2 separate regions of the Homo sapiens genome follow, and region 1 is linked to region 2. A link is a loop called in an ENCODE intact Hi-C map of the cell type or tissue named here. Cell type or tissue: heart right ventricle. All regions are shown on one strand. Links, peaks and the distances in the headings refer to the core of each region. The heading gives the core; the rest is flanking DNA. Region 1 overlaps UNC13C (unc-13 homolog C). Region 2 overlaps UNC13C (unc-13 homolog C).

Evidence for each region. Hi-C counts contacts between places; a loop is a spot of excess contacts. Peaks named below come from ENCODE experiments on the same cell type or tissue, not always from the same donor. Only the 100,000 strongest peaks of a DNase experiment are listed, where the experiment ranks them.
Region 1: it touches region 2 in a loop (6-fold over the local background); 4 of 110 quality-filtered maps call a loop at or near these places.

Annotation. Positions count from the first base shown.
Region 1 is chr15:54,622,037-54,627,430 of GRCh38, reverse strand. UNC13C (unc-13 homolog C) reads right to left here. Exons shown (of 33, transcript NM_001080534.3): 31 at 5,012-5,104; 32 at 3,477-3,636; 33 at 1-603. The coding sequence ends at 318. Among named protein-coding and RNA genes, the nearest start is that of RSL24D1, 570 kb to the left of the region's middle. In heart right ventricle, for the core only: no CTCF peak of the experiment used is centred there; no DNase peak of the experiment used is centred there.
Region 2 is chr15:54,557,143-54,562,536 of GRCh38, reverse strand. All of the region lies in intron 29 of UNC13C (unc-13 homolog C), which reads right to left. Among named protein-coding and RNA genes, the nearest start is that of UNC13C, 580 kb to the right of the region's middle. In heart right ventricle, for the core only: no CTCF peak of the experiment used is centred there; a DNase peak (open chromatin) is centred at 2,676.

The sequences.
Region 1 (5,394 bases), core at 217-5,216, 65 kb before region 2:
TGATGGGCAAACTCAAAAGACTAGTTTTTAAAAATTATGTTTAATGAATGTGAAATGGGTAAAGAAACAAAATAAACATGTTAAAAGGTGTTCTTGATATTTCACTTTACATCATAATTTTGGCACTTCATGGAACACTGATTTCCCAAAGACCAGAATTGGTATAAAAGTTCAGCAGGTTTTTTACATACCTTGTAGACATCGTACATGAGTACTGGCAAACATTGAAATGTAGTGAACTAAACATTCCCATGTATTTGCACATGCATGCAGTAGTCAAACAATTATAGTTATGTATTTAGCTTGCAGTGTTTGTTTCAAGCACTCTCTTCAGTAGATCTTGTTTCAGATTTAAGTCTTACAAATTCTTTAGCCACATCATCACTGGTCCTCTGAGAGAGTATTCTAAGGATAGTCAAACCAGTTTCATCCATAGAGATATTTTTCAGAAGAGGATACCATGCCCCATAGCTTCCCTTTTCTGCTATGTTCTGTAGCTGAATGACTGTCATTCCGATAATTCGATCTTCTCTGGCAAAGCAGTAATCCTTAACTGAGAGATGAAGTTCATAAGCCCCTGGTCGATTTTCCTTTCCGAGAATGCTGTGTGGATTAAAAATACAAATTTTGAGCAAAAACTTTACTTCCACTAGGCATCATTATGGTTCTCAAATACTGCTGAAAACTGTATACATTGGATCTGATTATTATGTTGGCAAATAGGATATCAGTGTATTTTAACCCTTTAAATTTGGCTTAGAAAGCGAATGTTAAAATGACTTTTTCCCTAGATAGAAAAGACAGAAAAAAATGGGAATTAAGATACTATGTTACACTTAATCAGTCGAGGCAGAATCTCCTGATTGCGGGTGCGGTGGAGTTGGAAAGGGGTCATGGGGGCTAGGCCAGGGTAATGGGTACCTCTTGGTAGAATTTATATGCCATTTCAATATCAGTTACTACTCGCACTTTACCTCCCCATTTCAATATCAGTTACTACTCCTCGCACTTTACCTCCAAATCTTGAATAAGCTATTATATCTAGGAGTCTTTTCTCAGGGGAATACACTGCACAGCCCATCAAGCACTATTCACAATATGCTAAATTGGATACAAATCTCCATCCAGAGTAAATCAATTCCAGCAGAGCCTGGTGATTCAATGCCGATTCTTTCCTATGGTAACAGTTAGACCTGTCAAGTGTGTGGCCTCTCCTAACAACCACCTAAGACAGCTTGTTAGTGTCAACATAATAAAGAAGGCCAAGTGGTGATATGGTAGATACAGTCTGTCTTCCTCCACCCCTTATTTTTGTTCATTCTCATATTCTTGATTTTCTAATGAATGTACATCTAGCCCTCAGCAGTACCAGCTTCCAAATTCCTTCCTTTTACAGGTGATTTTTTTCTGATGAAACATTTTGATTTCCAGGAAACACTGGTAACTAAACTTTGTACTTTAGGGAGAATCTGAAATAATGTGAAAGAAAATGGAAGTCTAGGGGATAAGAGTAGAAGAGCAAAATATGATGGGAATCAGATCTCATGAATTAAAAATGCTGCCTTTAAGTAGCTCACTGTGTTATATCTAACAAGAAACTTTAGTTGGGTCCAGGTTTTTGAGTAAGTTGAAGTAGATAGTGAAATGTTGTAAGCTGGTTTATTGGCAGGGAATGTGATCTATTAGGACCCTTTTGATAGAGTAGGATACTTCAGTTTTAATACGTGATAAGAGGGTGAAATATTCAGAGCAGAGTGCTGAAACGACTATAGGAAATCATGAACAAAAAACCTGTAAGAGAGTGTATTGGCGTGTAAATCCTTAGGGCTTTGTCCTAGGCCTCTTAACCTCTCCATGTATCCATTCCTAGGTTAGATTATTTATATTTGTTGAATTAAATGACATCTCTTGAGAGTCTGACAGGCATCACCAAATTAATAGATTTAAAACATTTTTATCATTTCTTCTTCCATCTTGGTAAATTGCTATCTTCCCAACTCCTCATGCCAAAAACTTAGGGATCATCTTTGATTTTATTCAGTGCCAGGTATCGCCCAGTTTCCCCCTGTGGATCCACCCTCCTTTTTGCTGTTTGCAATAGAATGCTGTTTGCAATAGAAAACTCATCTGTTGGGACTATATCTCAGTAGGGTTTCTTCTTGCTTCCGGTAGATTTTGGCCAAAAGGGAACCCCATCAAGAGGTTGGCAGTGAGGAGAGTGAGGTCAGAGTCTTTATTTCCCTGGCTCTTTGCCTGTGGGGCTGCCTCCAGTAGGCTGTTGCCCTTCATGGAATGTCACTGCTGCTTTCAAGGCAAGTAAGTATACATTCAAGTATACATTTCAAACTTGATGTATACTTGAAATGTATACATCAAACTGAAAAGAAATGAATAGTTCTTTCCATTAATAGTGTATTTCAATAATACATTTCAAGCATACATCAAGTTTTCACTTTCCTAATTTTAGTAATGACTCTTTCTCTCCTCTTTTCAGGCATAAGTATGGTAATAGCCTGGTTACTATTAGCCCCAGTTCCCATGATTACTCAAATTTCTCTACTCTTAACCACTTTGTAAATTCCTTTGTAAGTAAGCTCATTTTGAATTACTCTAAACTGAGTGTTTTCGGGAATTACTCTTTCATGTTCTACCTCCAGCCTATGGCAAGAATCTACTTTCCACACATGATACAGAATCTTCTCCATCTATCTCCCTACTAGGATCCGGTTAGTCACTAATAGCTATTGCCTGGACTATTGCAATAGCCTTCTAACTGATCTTTACATATTTGGTCTTGCCACCGTATAATTATTTCTGTACACAGCAAACAAAATAAAGATGTAAATCTCATCTGTTCATTTGAAAACCCTTCAGTGGACCACCTATTGAACTTAGAATTGAAAAGCCCTATGTGACACACTATCTGTACCTTGGCCTCACTTGGATCTCACTCCTTTATCTATGATGTGCTGCTTCTTAAATATCCCAGACTTGCTCTCGCCTTAGAGTCCTTGTACTAGCTATTTATTTCACTTTGTCTGAAATGTTCTGCTCTTCCATGCCTGGCTTTTTATTTGGACAGGTTTCAGTTTAAAAGTCACATGCTCAGAGAGGCTTCCCTGACCTCCCAGGCAAAGCAGCTAGTCATAGCACTTACCACATAGTTCTGCATATTGTATTTAATGCCATATGACAAATATTTGTGACTTTATCATACACTCCTCATCTGTAGAAAGTAACTTATATGAGTGCACTGCAAAAGATTGATTCAGACACCTCCTATGATATATACACCTAATGACTATAACATTGGCTGATACATGGCAGGCACTGAACAGATATTGAATGAATGGAAGGGAACTAAAAACAGAGCCTTCTTCATTTTCCTTAGCCCTTCACACTCCAAATCCCTCAGTAAGGTCAGCTGTACAGTAACTATTGCCTGGTAGAATAAGTAAGGTGGGTTTATGACTTACAACTGAAATGTTTCATTGTACTTTGGTGACCATGTGTTGCTTTTTGTTTTTGTGCCTTGTTTTCTCTTCTTGTCTCCAAGGTTGGGTCCCAGTATACAAACTTCCACAAAGGGGCGGAACATTGCTGTGGTCTGCCAGTTTAGGTCATTAATAGCAATCACTAAAAAAAAGGAAATATCACATTTTAGCAAACAGATGTGTGGAAATTTAGAGTGAAATTTTAAAAGTGATTTATGAAGCCAAAACTTAATAATAGTGCCCTAACTCCACTGACAAGACACTGTACTCCAAGACAATAAAATACAATTTTCTTTCTGGAAGGCACACCTGATGGAGCTTTCAGCTTTAAGCTGTGTAGCTTTGGTGAAAAGTTAGTTAGCTGCAATTAAAATGATATCTGTTACTAATGAAAAGTTAGCACTCTCCTCCTCTTGGTAAAAACATGGTGTTGTTCGTATTGAACATGAAGATATGCTCATCAGGAAATAGATAAAATCTATAAATTTACCAGTCAATGACAATATTTTGGATTGTATGCTTTCAATATTTAGTTACTTTATATACAAAATGATATTATAATGTGTTGCAATCTTATAAATAGCTTTATTTTTTTAAGTCTATCATGGCTAATTTTCTAATTCATTATATATTTTGTCAACTGCTAATAATATTTTGCTCTGTGGCTATTTCATCCTATATTTAGCCAGTCACTTGTTAGATATTATAGCTGTTTTTAAATTTCAGTCGTCATAAAAAAAATACTAAATGAAGATTCTCATGTGTAAATATCTTTGCTCATCCTCAAGCGAAGTGTCTTATAATTAAAATCACTACTGCAAAATATTCATTAAACTTTCACACGTTGGCAACATTTTTCAAAAATATTTAAGGAAATTGACAGTATATACTACTGTATATAATCTATTCTAAAATATAGCTATTTTACTTTTATGATGTAAAGATACAATATGTAATGTAATTCTGAAATATATTGGGCAGCCCTAGTTTTGCTCAAAGTGGGTATTGAAGTGACTAATATAAAAATAGAACGAGCGTATTGTTAACAAAATGCTAATCCTTTAATTTCATCTTTGAAATTACCCCTGCATTCAGGCTGTTTTTACAATGTAAAACCAACAAATTGAGCCACTCATTGTAAAGAACTCTAAGCCAGTTGTTGGAAATCATATAGAAAAAGCAGTAGGTTTTGTGAATAGTAAGAACATACTGACTTAATATTTAAAGTGCAAGTGTTCAATGAATATCATGGCACCAACCACAAAATAAATATCTGATAAAGTAAGTTTGGATATTTAATCAGTGTATTTATATATTTTGAATAATGCATGCTAAACATTAGTGCCATTGATATTTTTCTATTTTTAATCAAAAGTTTGGGTTTCATTAGGAAATTTTGTGCATGCCCTAAAATAATTGTGCAGTTTTTTTAAATGCAAGAAAAGTTACATTGCTGATATCAGTACTGCTGCAGAAGTTTAGAAGGCTGTTTTGATTTATCTAGACCAGAAGTATACCTTTTACAGTGACTTTATGATCTCCCGTTCCTGGGGTGGCAGTGATGTCCACATGAACAGATATCTGACCCACGGCATCTTTGGAGGAACGACCTGAAAATAAGCAGAGGCTTACTGGCCTGAGCTTTCAGACTCATTAATAATGGACAATTTCATTCTATGCATAAAAAACATAAAATGTATTATTGGAAATGAATAGTTCTTTCCATTAATAGTGCGTAATAGGTGATGATAAATATTCACTTAAGTATGAAATGCAAGTTTGAAGCTTGGATGTAATAATTACCCCATTGAACTAAAATGTCATTGGGCCTGCAGAAATCCTAAGACATTCTGTTACTATTATGATAGTTTAAAGAACTAGGGTTGATTTACTAGCCACT
Region 2 (5,394 bases), core at 241-5,240:
CCCGTCACTGGCTGCTATTAAGTGGTGGCCGGAAGACCATGTGCGGACAACATTGTAGATGACGTGGCAAGAGTGGGAGATGCTCAGTCATGTTTCCAATTCTGAGAGTCTAGAATCCTCTTAACCTCTTTGATTCTCTGATCCTTATAATATGCTAGAAAATATAATTCTTCATCTGTCCCCTATACAGTCAGACTTTTGCATAATTTATTTAACCTCTTAGGCTATCAGTTAATTCATTTATAGAATGGTAGCAGAAATATCCATTCTACCTTTGGTGTTGTCAAATGGTGATTACTCTAACTGGAAGAGCTATGTGAATGCTGGAGTTCTTTCCAATTGTAAGAAATATATTTAATTGGCAGAATAACATAGAACTCAAATAGAACTCAGCATTGGGTTTTAAGCATCAGCCCCTATCTCAAGCAGGTTCTTAAATATTGATTTCCACATTCCTGCCATTGCATCTAACTCCAACATGGCACTAGGAAAATAGCCTTCCTGGCTGTCTCCCATTTTTCTTGGTGGAACCATGCTTTCTCAGTCGCTGGGGCTGAAATCTCTGAGGCATTTTGGGCTCCTTTTCCTTTTTGCCCCATATTCAGTTGCCAAGTTCCAACAACTCTCCCTGGCTTGTGTCACTCATATCCATCTTTCCCTTTCTCCTCCTAAAGCCACCACCTTGCTGATAGCTCTCATCATCTTATGAACTAAATAACTGGAACTCAAATCTCTGGCTACAATCTTGAACTATGCAATCTAATTTGTGCATTTCCTTAAGATTCCCTATTGGTGAAATGACTTTAGCATAACCTTTTAAAATCATCGATGAATCCTCTTTTATGAAATATACTGAGGGCACAAAAGGACCTCTGTATTTTCAACCTAAACATTTCCCATCAACCTCATTTTACACTGCTTCATTATGCAAACACCTAGTTAAGTCCAGGCCAGTCCACAGAGTAGTCTACTCACTGCCTCCAAGCCTTCTTGTCTTGTGCCTTTCCCTGGTGAAATTCCTTTTTCCTGTTGATGTTCATGTCATGAGTCTTCCTCCAAAAAAAAACTTTCTATCCAGCCTGTAAACGCCCATCTGTCTTTCAAGACCATTGCAGCTTTTCCTGATCTCGAGTCCATACTGGTTGATCACATCCTCTAAAACTTTATGATATTTTTAATCTGTTTCCCTCAATTAGTATTTGGATCACCTGTTCCATCTCTTACACTGTTATAAGTTAACATGTATCATTATTTCATTTTCAATGTACCTCTCTCAGCTTTTAATCTGGACTAGAAACTCCCGGAGAGAATGAACAGCACTGCTTCTCAAAGGGGAGTCTCAGGTGTTAAAGAATCTAACCAGGGCTGTGCTCTTATAGGGAAAAAGTGCTGGGCCCAGGAATCCAAAAGGCCAGAGAACAAAGCCTTAAGGATTTGAACTATTGCTTGGGGAAAAGAGTCAGATTTAATAGTCAGCTCCTTTGAGAGGGAATTAAGGGTTTATTGGGAAAGGAGGAAAAAAGAAACACACTGGTTGCAGTAGAGTATGTGGGGTCTTGGGCTTAAGAGTAGAAAGAGAAGCCTCCAAAATGAACCAATCATCAGGCAATATAAGTGACAACTTAATATTTGTGAAGCGTTTTCTATATGCCTGCTTTAATTGCTTTGTATGTGATGACTCATGTAATTTTCTTTCAATAATCTTTTAAGTAGTAGTATTATTTCCATAGGAGAGGAGAATAATTTGCACATTGGTGTCTTTCTCTCTCTCTCTCTTAATCACCTCCTATCCTGATATTATACTTGTTAGTGGTATAATTTCCCATGTAGTTTCCAGTATTTTATTTACTTTTGTAATTCATAGCCACCTTATGACATTTGTAAAGGCTTCCACCCTAGATACATTAATACATTGGTGTCACAAATGTCAGGATGTGTGATAAGGAGCACTATTATCACCGCGGGGGTAGGAAGGAGCTATATATGAAGTATCATTTTCTCTATCTTGAAAAATAACTAGATTTTCTTTTTCTTCATGACTTTTCAGAAAATAAAGCACTTGAGACCTGGTTGTGATTTGAGAGGCAAAAAAAAAATAGTACTGCTAAATTTTAAAAAATCAGGAAAAATATTGCCTGCATGCTTGGCAAGCTATTTTTTTATAATCCCAATAAAACTCTCTGAATTCTTCTAACTCTTCAAACTTTTCAAGATTGAAGATCTTGCACAATATAATATTTTTACTGACTCATGGGAACATGCTATTGTTTCCTTACAAGATTATAAGAAGAATTCCCTTTTTTTGTTAAATATACTATTTTGGTAGCAATTTTCCATCATTACTTTGTTCTTTCCAACACCTGTATCATATTTTCGGCAAATCCAGGCAGACAGCTCATTTTGCAGACTTAGATATAATCATAACCCACCTTAACTTTATAATTTTAGAGGTTAGCCACTAAAGTTTTCTTTTTTTAGAAATTATTTGACAGATATTTTAAAAAATTATTTTCTACCACAACTGGAGTCCTCTTTTACACATCATAATATGTTCTTCCCGCCCATAAAATATTTCAGTGTTTCTCTTTTGCTGACAAACTAAAGTTGAGATTCTTTACTTTGGTGTTTAAGCCGCAGCATGCTGGCTCCAATCCAATGTTCCTCTTTCATTCCCTGTGATACTCAGCCAGTCATGATCAGTTCTTCTACACTAGACTATTTAAAGTTTTCATGCCGGCCAATGCCTTCTCTTCGGTCACTCATGCTGTGTTTTCTATAGGCCTGCAATGTCTTTCTCCCATTGTTTTTTCCCTCTTTATCCTCTACATCCCCAAATGTCCTTCTCTGGGAAGCTTTTCCCTGGAAATTCAGAGAAAATTCATCACCCTCTCTGCCCTCCCCCATCCTTTGATCACAATTATTTTGCTGACTATAGATGTTTTTGTTCCCAAGTCAAAGGCAGGTGCTCTCATCTCCAACCACCTCCTCATTGCTCACCATATTTTCTACCTACAGTAAGCTCTCAAATAATGATATTTGAATTGCAATCCTCTAAACTAGGTAGGTTATTTTGTTCTTCTCATGAGTAGCTGGATTTTAACCAAGGCAAAAGCTATACTTGTAATGGTGAAAAGAAGATGCTGAGAAAAAGCCCTTGGAATCACCCCATGGACAATGGAGATAGCAGGATAGGGCAGAACCTCTGCGAGGGTAAGAAACACAGAGGAATAAAATGTGGTTCATCACCATGCTCTTATGTTTGCCTGGAGTCCTGAACATAAGAAATGGTATTATCTAGGATTAAATAAGAAAGTAATAAGTTCCAAAGCTATATTTGAATTTATAGTTAAATTCCTTTCCTTATACCAAGAAATGCAGATTTCTAGAGGGTCCTGATTCACATGTTTATTGTTTTTGGAGAAACCTCAGTATTGCCACTGCATGAAGCCAAATATATTTGCAACATATAATGTAGTGTCATGTTCAGGCCCATATAACAGGGGTTCTGGGGGAATTTAAAAATTAAATCATTCAGCATTTTTTCAGGTCAAAGTGTAACTGCTATTTCTCTTTGAAAGAAATCTACATTTAGGGGAATCTCATGTCAGTCCTGAGTCTTCTTGAGATATGGGGTTGGAACTCAAAGTCCAGCTAGAACGCCTTTAAAGTTTCCCTATTGGCCTCCCTATTAGTTTGCACATATAGATTGGGTGACTGATTATCTGTCTCATAGCTGCCACTTTTCTACTTTTACTTTCAAACATTGTTGATTTGGTTGCTTTTCCGGGTAAATGGAATGTCTCAAAGCCCAACCATCCTACCTGCAGCAGATGATCATAATTTTTGTTACTCCTGCCATATTTGACACTCTTGACTTATAATAGAAGCTACATGTGACTGGTGTTATAAAATAGTTCCAGTCCAATTAAAGTTTTAATATTTAGAAAAGTTAATATTTTCATCAATATTGTATAGAGGCTGAAAGGTTTTACATTATTTTAAAATAATTAGAAAATAATCTAAGTAATTGACGTGGTATTTTAATATAGCAAGAAGTAATCTCTTTGAAGAAGTATCCCTTTTAGCCTGCTACATTTTACTTAAACTTCGTACATACTGATTGAAAAAATGTGACATAGAAGCAAGGACACTGGCTTTAGAATTTGGAGTCCTTTCTCAGCTCTGCCAATTACTAGCAGAGCTATGGCCTCGGAAAAACAACTGAAATCTCTTCACTTTTAATTTTCTCTATTATCAAAGGTGAATAATCATTCTTTTTTTATTATTATACTTTAAGTTTTAGGGTACATGTGCACAATGTGCAGGTTAGTTACATATGTATACATGTGACATGCTGGTGTGCTGCACCCACTAACTCGTCATCTAGCATTAGGTATATCTCCCAATGCTATCCCTCCCACCTCTCCCCACCCCACAACAGTCCCCAGAGCGTGATGTTCCCCTTCTTGTGTCCATGTGTTCTCATTATTCAATTCCCACCTGTGAGTGAGAATATGTGGTGTTTGGTTTTTCGTTCTTGCGATAGTTTACTGAGAATGATGATTTCCAATTTCATCCATGTCCCTACAAAGGACATGAACTCATCATTTTTTATGGCTGCATAGTATTCCATGGTGTATATGTGCCACATTTTCTTAATCATTCTTGACCTATCTAACACCCAGGATATTTACAAGGCAGGTGAAATGATGCACGTACATAAGAGAAATTTGAAAATGTAAAACATTATTTCAGCCTATATTCTAAAAACTTCATAGCATTTTCCTTCTTTGTTTTCTCATTTCTAGCTTATTCAATTAAATTGAGCTGAAGAGGAATTAAAGATTATCTCTTTAGCAGCCGTTGGAAATTAGCATGGGTAGCGTCTGCTCCTTTGGTCTAAGGTCATCTTTCTCATAAGGTCTCTGCTTGCATTATAGTGCTCCTTTGGCTGGGCTCCGGGGAGACATTGAATCTTTAGTTCTTGGAGTTAAAACTCTTTTAAGTTGTACTCTTCCTTCTCTTGAATTCCTTTGTAGTCAATCTCACAATTAATGTTTGGTAGGACAGTAAGTTGGTGCAAATCTCACAGACAGACAAGATAAAGGGAGTCTCAGCTTTGGCAAACTGATGACAGTCATTGAAAATCAGATATCAGGTGAATACCTTGGCAGATGGGCAGGGCACAGGGTCAAGAGAGTCTAATAGCAGGCACAGCAGGCCTAGCATGGAGGTGCCTAGAGAAAGAGTTGGCATCACAGAAGTTAGGGAAGAGGGGAACTGGAGAACTGACACACGCTTTGGGGCTCAGGAGGACCAGAGTCAGACTCCAGTCCTGGAGAAACAAGACAAATGGCATGGACCCATTTACTGGACCTAGGACACCAAATAGTA